Regions from separate parts of the Mus musculus genome. Here region 1 is linked to region 2. A link is a loop called in an ENCODE intact Hi-C map of the cell type or tissue named here. Cell type or tissue: left cerebral cortex. All regions are shown on one strand. Region 1 overlaps Gm829 (predicted gene 829). Region 2 overlaps Shb (src homology 2 domain-containing transforming protein B).

Region 1 (5,000 bases), 230 kb before region 2:
GTCCCATGCCCAAAGGTATTCTACAACTTTCCAAAACAGTGCCTCCATCTGAAGAGCAAATGCTCAAACAGGCGAGCCTAGGGGGACATTTCACATCCGAACCACAGCAAGCAACTGGAGCACAACAGGTGGGAATGACATGGTGGTCATGAACTTGGGCTGGCCTGTGACACTTCAGCTCTTCTGTGAGAAAGGCAATGCATCCAATGAAAGGGGAGGAGAGTCTCTTAAAATCTCTGGAAGGTGCAAATTAAATCCAGAAATAACAAAATCAACTAAACACAGAGTATTAATGCATTTGTGATAAATTTAAAAACAAACCAGATATTTGGTATTCACTGGGTTTGCAGTATAAAGGAGGATTTGACATATCTCGGATTACATTGTAATTGTGTAATTGGGTAATTGATTTGAGACTTGTGATTTTAAATTAAAAGTTGTAAGATAATTTGATTAGTTTTGTAAACAGTTTATTGAAATGTTTACGAGAGTCTGGTATTCACTGCATTCATGACTCTGAGTTATTAAATTTGCGGGGTTAGTTAAGTGCTCGGAAGGGGTTTGCTTGCTAGGTCAGGCACGGGAAGTACTCCAAGCAGACACAGGAAGCATCCACTTGCTGATGCACTTCAAACTGCTTAAAGGAATTTAATAAAATGAGTTGTAATGAGACTGTTTAAGGGAGTTTGGATTTGCAATTAGGGTATTCAAACTTGAAATTAAGCTTAAGGGCTTAGGAGGAAAACAGGGAGTTTTGTTAGTTCTTCTTTTTCTACATCAAAAAATAAGCACCTATGGGGGCTGAAGAGATGGCTCAGTGGTTAAGAACACTGACTACTCTCCCAGAGGTACTGAGTTCAATTGGCAGCAACTACATGGTAGCTCACAACCATCTCTAATGGGGTCTGATGCCCTCTTCTGGTGCCTCTGAAGACAGCTGCAGTGTACACATATAAATAAAATAAATAAATAAATCTTTAAAAAAAATAGTACCTTCAAGTCATCAAGAACTCCCCCAAGCCAGCCCAAGTTCATGACCACAGTGTCATTCCCACCTTGTGCGCTCAAGTTGCTTGCTGTGGTTCGGATGTGAAATGTCCCCCATAGGCTCGCCTGTTGGAGCATTTGGTCCTCTGATGGTGGCACTGTTTTGGAAGATTGTAGGAACCTTGGGACACGGGGCTATGGAGTTGGGGCTTCCAGGTTTAGCCTGAGCTGCCTCTGTTCCTGACCCACTGAGATGTAACAAGCCATCAGGAAACACTCATTCTGTTTGAGAACCTGTCCATCATTGCTCTCTACCCCACACGTCGGTTGCTCAACGTTGAGCAGTGCTACCAGAATGCACCTCTCAGCTCTAACCAGTACCAAGATCGTATGCCTCCTTCCTGTCTTCAGTCCTACCAGTCTGACCTCCCTGCCCCTCACCGATTCCCAGAGTCTGTCTCTAGTCCTCTCTCCTCTTTCTTGCCACTGGGAGAATTGCAGCCATACTGATAAGTGGAGAGTGGAGGTCAGCCTCCTTGGATCCTTTGTGTGCCTGCTGGCCTGAGGCAGCCCAAGAAGTGTGTGGGTGGTTCCTCTAACTCAAAGTTGAAGGTCCTCTTCTAGAAGGGTGGTCAACATGATCTCAATTAGCCCAGCCTGCTCTTATCATCGGTGCCCACTGATGGATCTGGGCATGCGCTATATGAGAGACACCACTGCTCCCCCTGCCTTCCATCTCTCTGCTGCACCTCTGAGATCTGAATGGGGGACAGAGACCATCACTATGGTCAAGTTGGCAGTGCTGTAACCACAGCCCTTTCCACGCTGTAGCGGACCGAATCACCCTGATACAACTCAGTCTCTGCCGTTTCTGGCCATCCACTGGAGACCAAGAAAGCTACGTAAGGCTACGTTTTGTAGCTGAAGCCCAAGAGCAAGCGACCCTAAGTAAACCCTCTCCCTCTCTGAGTCCGGTTCCTCCCGTCCCTTACAAAGCAACTAAGCCACTCCCACACCTTTGTCTGAGAAAGGCACTCTTTTGTGAGCACAAAAGAGCACAAGCAAAGATGGAACCTTGTTATCGATAGTGAGCGATGTCAGCCCAAACATCAATCAGTGGAGGAGTCTTTGAATAAATCTATGTATAAAACACATAGACTGTGTCAGTCCGGGTCCAGCACCAAAAGCAATTAGCACAGTCATTTCCTCAATAACACTGTAACATTTTACTACACAAATTTTCAAACATAAAAGAACATTGAAAAAAATCAAAGTAAACACCCACAGGCTCATGACAACTCACATTTGGCCTATTTTTAGTCCTCATTTAGCCATCCAGCCATCTGTCCATCCACCTGATCTGGTGGGTGTGTTTCCACATAAGGCAAAGACAGCAATATGCTTTACCTAGAAACACTTCAACACGTGGGTCATTACCCAGAGTCCCATATGTGTTTATCTTTTTAAAGTACATTTTTATATAAGTAAATGCACAGGTCTTATGTCTGCTAGTCCAAGGATTTGGGTAAAGCCGCCCACCTGTGTAGATGAAACCTCCCATGAAGACTGAGAGCAGCCACAGCAGAACTTTCCCTGGTGCTCTGTCCAAACTGATCCCCCCCACAGCCCCCAGTGAACATGGCTCTGATTTTTTCAATCTTGGTTTTGTCTCTGCTAGAACATTCTACAATCTGAGTCTCATTTTGAATGGCATGCTTCGGTCAGCCTTCTGTTTTGAAGACTTGCCCGTGATGTTGTGTATAGTGATGGTTTAAGTCTTGGTTTTACCCAGTCAGTGATCCATTGTGGGCCATAGTTGGTCCTCTTGGTGTACATATGGGGTGTCTCTGGTTTAAGAATATCACAAGGAAAGCGCTTTTGCACTAGACGTCTCAAATCCTTCCTGTGCACGCATGTTTTCAGTTGCCTTAGGTAAATCCCTAAGACTGAATTTTCTTGTTTATAGGGAAGATAAAGCTTCACACACACACACACACACACACACACACACACACACACACTGCCCAGTGCAGAGTCTATCTAGCTTCACCCTCCCTTTATAATACATCCTCTTGGGCCCTCTTCCATGTTCTCTATGTTATTGGGCTTTGCCTGGGATTAATCCAGGGCACCTGGCATGCCCAGGGTTTGAATGACTTACAAGGAAGGGCTCATTCTAGACACCCTAACTACCTTGTCAATGCTCCTATTGCTCCCCCAGAAACCATTAGGCTCCCCTACCCCACTGGCAGAGTAGAAACTAGGCAATAGCATTGTCTGTAAGCTGACTGTACCTAAATGCACCATGAGCAGAACTGAGACCCATGCTCTCCAGTCTGAGTTCTCTGAGCCCATTCAGAAGGGCTGGGCAGGGCTATGAGGTGGAAAGATGGCTAGACTCCAGAGGCCATGTCTTAGGCTCAAAGCCAACTGCATGGACCGCCATCTGCAGGGGCCACAGGGCAGGGGGCAGGGGAATCTCAGTGGTTTTACAGCCTTAGTGAGACTCCTCTTCACCCAACAAAACTATGGCACAGAAGCTAAGAACTAACGTGGAACACTGGACACAGATGTTGGGTTCCGGTCCTCAGTGGAGGCTCTACACATGTTTCATAATGCTCCTATTATAAGAAAATTTAAAATATTGTACACTGTAGTGGTAGAAGCTGCCACTGGCTCTGGCTGCCTCTGATCTGCTGGATTTCCTTAGACTGCTTGAGTTTGCTGCCTCAGAACCTCATATGTTCCTGCCTGTACAAAGGCAGAGATTAGGCAGGCTGAGGTGTGGTGGCTGCTGTTCTATGAGCTGGGACAAGCCAGGGGTCGCACCCAGGTAAAGGAAGCCCTGCCCACTGTCTAGGCAGCTCCTCCCCAATTGAATTCCCTCCTACCATCCCTTCATCATCATCATCTCTCTCTCTCTCTCTCTCTCTCTCTCTCTCACACACACACACACACACACACACACACACTCACACACTCACACACACACACACACACACACCCCACAGGCACATCCACAAGTGAATAAATTAAAATGTAATGTCTAGAAACAAACACACACGGACCTGACCTGTCACATCTCCAAGAGGGGAGTGGTTCCTGACTTTACACTAACCCTGCTGCATTTAACACATCTACACAAGCAGGGCACCACCTGTGGAGGGTGGAGCAGAGCCTAACGGGGCCTAAATCAGGAGCCCGATCTCCTGTGTTCCACTTGGAACACAGCCCCTGCGAGCTCAGACTACCTAGCCTCTTTGTGCCTCCATTTTCCCCATAAGATTGGAATGGAAAGGGACTTAAAATGGCACTAGTAGTGGCACTGGAATTGTTGCAATGCCTAGTGAGGATTAAATGAGTATGCATGGGAGGATCCATGGGTGGAATAACATAGACTCCATGTATTGGAGTCCTCAATACAGCACGGTGTTAGAAAGAGGGGCCTGATGGGAGGGAGTTAGGACACATGGCTGGGCTCCACCATCTTCCTCATGATCTCCCCTGCCTGATGAGGACACAGGACTAATCCTGTCCTAAGGATGCAGAATTGAAAATGCTATCTTGGAATCCATCTTTTTCTTGGCCCCCAAGCTTCCAGAAGCGTGAGAGATAAATAACTCTACCTATGAAGTACTTAGATTGGCTGCTTACTAAAGAAGGTACCAGTGCCTTTGGCCCTTGGAGTTTCACCACTGGGGCACAGGACTTACTTGTGAAGAGATGGGTCTGGTGTATCTAGTGTGCCTGTGTCTGACTCCACCTCCAGCCACAGAAATGTTCCCAAACCTCTTCCCATTGCGTTGATCCCGCCTGAGTGGCCACAGCAAGGCCTCGATGACGCTCATCACATTTGGAGCTCACAGGGCCTTCACTTTCCACGGTTGTGGCTTCAAAATCCCTCTGCTTGTTTAAGACTCCATTTCTAAAAGTCAGACCTTTGCGGCCAGCTAATGATGTCCGTGGAGACAGTGGAAGCTGCAGTGTGCAGCCTGGCCCAGGAGATTCCCAGA
Region 2 (5,000 bases):
GGGGTGTGTAGGATTGGCACAGCACTGGCCAGTTCAGTCAGCCTGTAATGTGAGCCCCTCGCAGGGGTTTGTGAAGTTTCTAAATGCCTTCCCCCCTTTTTCTTGGCGTCCCGGCTGCTCATGTGATGCTTTCTTTTATTAATGTATTTGACATTGTCTGTGATAAAAGCAGACTAGGCAAGAGCCTACCCCAGTGGAGGAAGGGTAGTAGGAGACTCCCCAGAAAGATCTCGGAGGCTCTGTCAGTCCTCAAAGCTTGGCACAGGATGTCTAGCAGGTGCCTAGCCAGCTCTGACAGGGCTGGAGGTGAGCTCTGGAAAAGCAGAGGTGCTGCTTAGTCAGGGGCAGGGGGCAGATGGTTGAGCTGTTCGGTCTGGTGGCAGTAGACATCCATGAGAAAAGGCACTCTGCACCCAGGAATTTAAAAGTTGTTGGTGACAGAGGTGGGGGTAGGGGTGGGGGCGGTTTCCCTCACCTCTTTGTCTCTGCATCAGGAGGAAGATAAGCCAGAGTCTTTGGTCATGTGGCCTGTGGTCATGGTGCCTCCTTGTCAGGGGGACGTGAGTGAAATCTGAAGTGAGCCTGAGGTGGCAGCTGTACCGTGACAGCTGCCGCCCTTCCCTCGGGCTCCGGCCAGCCCCATCCTCCCCCAGGGCCGGGTGAGGAAGCTGGTCTGGCAGCAGCACTCAGCTGTCATAGCACATCAGTGGTTGTAGTTCCCAGCTCAGGGAACCATGCCAAGCGCCAGCAGATGATGTACTTAACGAAGCACTGAGGGAGGGAGGCTTGGCTCTAGACAGCGGGTTTGAGAGGCAATGCCGAGGTGCTCCTTTCTCCTGGGCTCGCTTTGGGGCTGCTTTGGGGCAGAACTGTCAAACTTTTGAACCTGGGGAACCAGATTGTGTCTTCCCAAAACAGAATTGCCTTTTGGGGGGAGGCAGATATGGAATAAAGCGAGTTGTGGGGTTGAAGTTGACTTTATCAAAAAAGCTCTGTCCAATATAAAATAGCATGCATTCTCATGTGGACCAAGCCAAAGGACTGTGTGAGTCATGTGTACCAGCTGTCAGTTAGGAACAAGGCTGTGGGACTCTGCCCGTGTGTGTCCATCCCTCCCTAATGTGGAACATCTGCACGGGGCTTTACGGTTTACAAGCCTCTTTTATATCCTTTGTCTGGTTTTATTTTATAACAGCCCCATGAAGTCGATATTAATTTTCTCCCCACTCCACAACTGAGCCTACAGGACTCCGCTGGGGCAGGCCCCTCGAGTCAGGAGCTGGTAGATTGCAGAGCCAGGGGTTGAATCCAGATCCAGAGCGTACCCACGGATATGTATGCCTCCATAGTCCATCACTGAAAAAACGTAGTTGTTTGATTTGTACTTGAATCTGCTCTGTCATGCAAGGTTGGAGGCTGGGTGAGGTGGAGCAGAGTGCTTGCTTAGCAAACACAGGCCTTCCTTGGGTTAGATCCCCACAGCAGTGCATACCCAATCAGGACGCAGGGGCAGAAGAGACTAATGCCTCCGTGCCTCTTGCACCTTATTTCTTACTCACTGAGGCCTGCTGATGTCATCCACTTGTAAGCTACAGGAAGCCCAGAAAGGTTAGAGGGCTTGCCAAGGTCACCAGCTAGAAGTGAACTGGCCAAGAGGTCACTCCACGTGCCCAGTGTGCCTTCTGCTTGCTTGTGTTGTCGTGTTGCTGCAGTCACATGTAAACACAGACATAAAGAGAACAGTTTATAAGAGGATCATTCAGTGTCCGAGTGAGCCACAAGGCTAGCAGGCCTAAGTTTGGTCACTCTGAAGATAAGGAAGTTGCCAGAGGGGACGGGGCTGTGTGCAGTCTGCTGTAGAGCTGGCCAGGCTCCTGCCCTCCAGCTTCGTCCTTCAGCCCATCCTCCACCCACTAGTTCTCAGCCTCAGACAGGCCTTCATGCTGTGAGGTTCCTGTAAGTTTAGGGGTCTGAACTGAGAGTTGACCCCAGTCCTCTGTCATCAGGAAGCTGAGTACTGTGCTCCCTTTTGCTAGCATGACTTCCACCTCAGGCTCACAGCTCAAATGCCTTGTTTCTCAAAGTTGAGTCCACATCCAGCCACCCAGTTATTTTTAGGTGGGAACTTCCTATTCTGTGTTCTATCCCAATCCGCCCCCTCCTCAAGCTGAGCGTATGTTTTCTGTCTGGCAATGGTGTTGGTGTTGCCTTATTTTTAGCATAGCTTGTTTTTCTTCCTGACTTTCCTTTTCTTTTGATTTAGCGTGCGTGATCACACACACACACATACACACACACTCTCAAATAGGCATCTCTCCCCACCCCACCCTTCTTATTCACTAGGTTACCCGACGGACGAGGCAGTGGCTTCAGAAAATCTTGAGCACTGTGTCGCGCATACTCCTCGGGCTTCTACCTCAGTCCCTTCACCGTCCCTCACCCTGTCTCCGGGGGTGGTCTGTAACACTCACACTGATGTACATACCTGATTAGAAATGCATACAGTGGCTGCTGGAGGGCCTAGAGAGTGTGAGCCTGTGTGTGCATGTGTGCATTGACGAGGCTTCAGGGCCCTAATTCTATCTACGGTTTCCATAACATTTGATTCTGGCATATGCTGTCATCCCTGCACTGGGGATGCTGAGGCATAGAGTGTTGTATAAAGTAAAATACCCTGTGTTGCTGTAATAAAATGCCCTGGTCAAAAAACAACTTTGGGTAGAAAATGTTTATTTTAGCCTAACTTATAGGTTATAGTCAGTCCTGAGCAAACCAGGCAACAGGCACTTAAAACAGCTAATTGTATTATATTTACAATAAAGAACAGAGAAAAGTGAACACATGCGTGCTTGTTGGCTTGCCCTCCTGCATTTGCTCAGTAATTTCTCCACACTCACATTGCAGGAAACCCTGCCTAAGGAATGGTGCCACCAACAGTGGGCTGGGATTTCCCACGTCAATTAACTTACTTAAAACAGTTCCCTATGCACAAACCCAGTGTGGACGATCCCTCACTGAAACTCTCTTTCTTCCAGGCTTTTCTCTGTTATGTCAAGGTGACAGGTAAAGAGAAGCATCATGTCGGCCAGCCTGGACTACAACGTATAGTACAGGGGCAGGGAGATGGCTTGGTCTTTAAAATGCCTACCGCTCATAAGGAGCTGAGTTGCAGTTCCCTACACTCACGTGGTAACCAGATATGGAGGTATTTGTCTAGAACAGTGCTGAAGCGAGGAAGAGGAGATAGATAGGTGGGGTCCTGGAGTGTGTTGGCCAGGCAGCCAGCCCAGATCAGTGAGCTGCAGGTTCAGGCAGAGACTGTCGCCAAAAACACATCAGGGTTAAGAGCGCTTGATGCTCTTCCAGAGGACCCAGGTCTGATTCCCAGCACCCACATAGCAACTCACAACTGCCTGTAGCTCCCGTTGCAGGGGATCTAATGCCATTTTCTGCCATCTGCAGGTACTACACTCACATGGTGCACAGATACACATTTAGGCAGTACATCCATACACATAAAAAAAACTAAAATGTAAGTAAAGACAAAACAGTTTACTTCGGGGTTTGTGTATCAGGCTTTAAATGTGTAGACATATGAAATAGGAACTGCTTAGAAATAATACCAGGACAGAAGCTGTTGGCCAAAGCCTGTCCCAGCAGAACATGGCTGACACCGAGGGATTCCACAGTACTCTGATGAAAGCAGATTTGGGAAGTTCCTGCTCCCACATATAATCCCAGGCATCTTCACTTGTCTTGGCCTCAGTTTCCCCATTTTCCTGGGGCTGAGGTAAAACTAATGGTAGCTGTCTCAGTATAGATAGGAACAGGTGTTTATTCCTGCATCAAGAAGCCGAGGCGGGAATATTGCACATTCTAGGTCAGTTGGACTGCAGAGTGAGACCCAGTCCTTGAGAAGGGTGTGCCAAAGAATGATGTGTGCCTAGTGTAAAAATAAATAAATAAAATCAGTGTTCAAACATATAGTGAAAAATAACAACTGTCTTTTCTGGGACAAGGATAGCTAGTGATCATATGTTCTTTTTGTGCATGGTGTATGCATGCCTTTGAAACAGGAAAAGGGCAGAGGAGGATCCCAGTTATCTTCTACCTTATTTTTTGGAGACAGGGTCTGTCACCGAAGTTCAGTCTGGAGACTGGGAGGGCTGTGAGCAAGCTCGGACCCATCTTCCTCTGCCCCCTCATGGCAGAGTTACAAGCACAGTTTTCACGTGGGTGCTGAGGGCTCTAGCTCAGTCCTTACACTTGCATAGTGAGTGCTCTTTGTCATCGCCCAGTTCAGTGGTCTGTGTCTTCTCCTCTAAAATCTGTTCTTTTTACTTTTAGAGATTATTTATTTGTGTACGTGTGCATGTCTTTGTATGTGAGTGTTTGGTGCATGACTTTGTGTGCATACATGTGTGTATATGGGGTGTGTGTGTGTGTGTGTGTGTGTGTGTGTGAGAGCATGGATGTGCACATTTGCAGGTCAGAGGATGACCCTCAGGAGATTCTCTCCTACTTCCTGGGTCCTGGGATTCAAACCCCGGTTGTCAGTCTTGGAGGCCGTCCTCTTTTGTTGAACCTCACTGGCCCAGTTCACACATTCTTTCGGCGTTTCCTCACTTGCTTATAACAGGCATCTGCACATATTCACGTGTGCAAACACATTCTTTTCTACAGACATGCTGACTGGTCACAGATCTTGTCTGGGGTCATTAGCTCCTGTAGATGACTCTATCAGGTGACTGGAGCGCAGTGCTTTTTGTCATTCTGTTCACAGTGAACATCCAAGTCCATTTATTTCTGCCTATGGGTGTAGGTATTTTTAGAAAGAAACTCCAGGCCATGTGGTGTTGAGTACTTGTTAAATCCACCAAGCTCACCTCTGAAAAAGGCCATCTTTTGTTTATGTTCCCTCCAGCAGTCTGGTAGTCCTATTTCTTTTCTAGACAAGTATCTTAAAAATATCTTTTCTCTGTGCTAAATTCTGAATTTGT

Evidence for each region. A loop is a pair of places that touch in the nucleus more often than their neighbours do. Peaks named below come from ENCODE experiments on the same cell type or tissue, not always from the same donor. Only the 100,000 strongest peaks of a DNase experiment are listed, where the experiment ranks them.
Region 1: it touches region 2 in a loop (14-fold over the local background); 2 of 42 quality-filtered maps call a loop at or near these places.

The regions. Positions count from the first base shown.
Region 1 is chr4:45,697,144-45,702,143 of GRCm38, reverse strand. The region is part of intron 1 of Gm829 (predicted gene 829); the gene reads right to left. Among named protein-coding and RNA genes, the nearest start is that of Gm829, 16 kb to the right of the region's middle. In left cerebral cortex, no CTCF peak of the experiment used is centred here; a DNase peak (open chromatin) is centred at 2,367.
Region 2 is chr4:45,468,971-45,473,970 of GRCm38, reverse strand. All of the region lies in intron 2 of Shb (src homology 2 domain-containing transforming protein B), which reads left to right. Among named protein-coding and RNA genes, the nearest start is that of Shb, 59 kb to the left of the region's middle. In left cerebral cortex, no CTCF peak of the experiment used is centred here; DNase peaks (open chromatin) are centred at 729, 1,022 and 2,145; H3K27ac peaks cover 1,163 bases.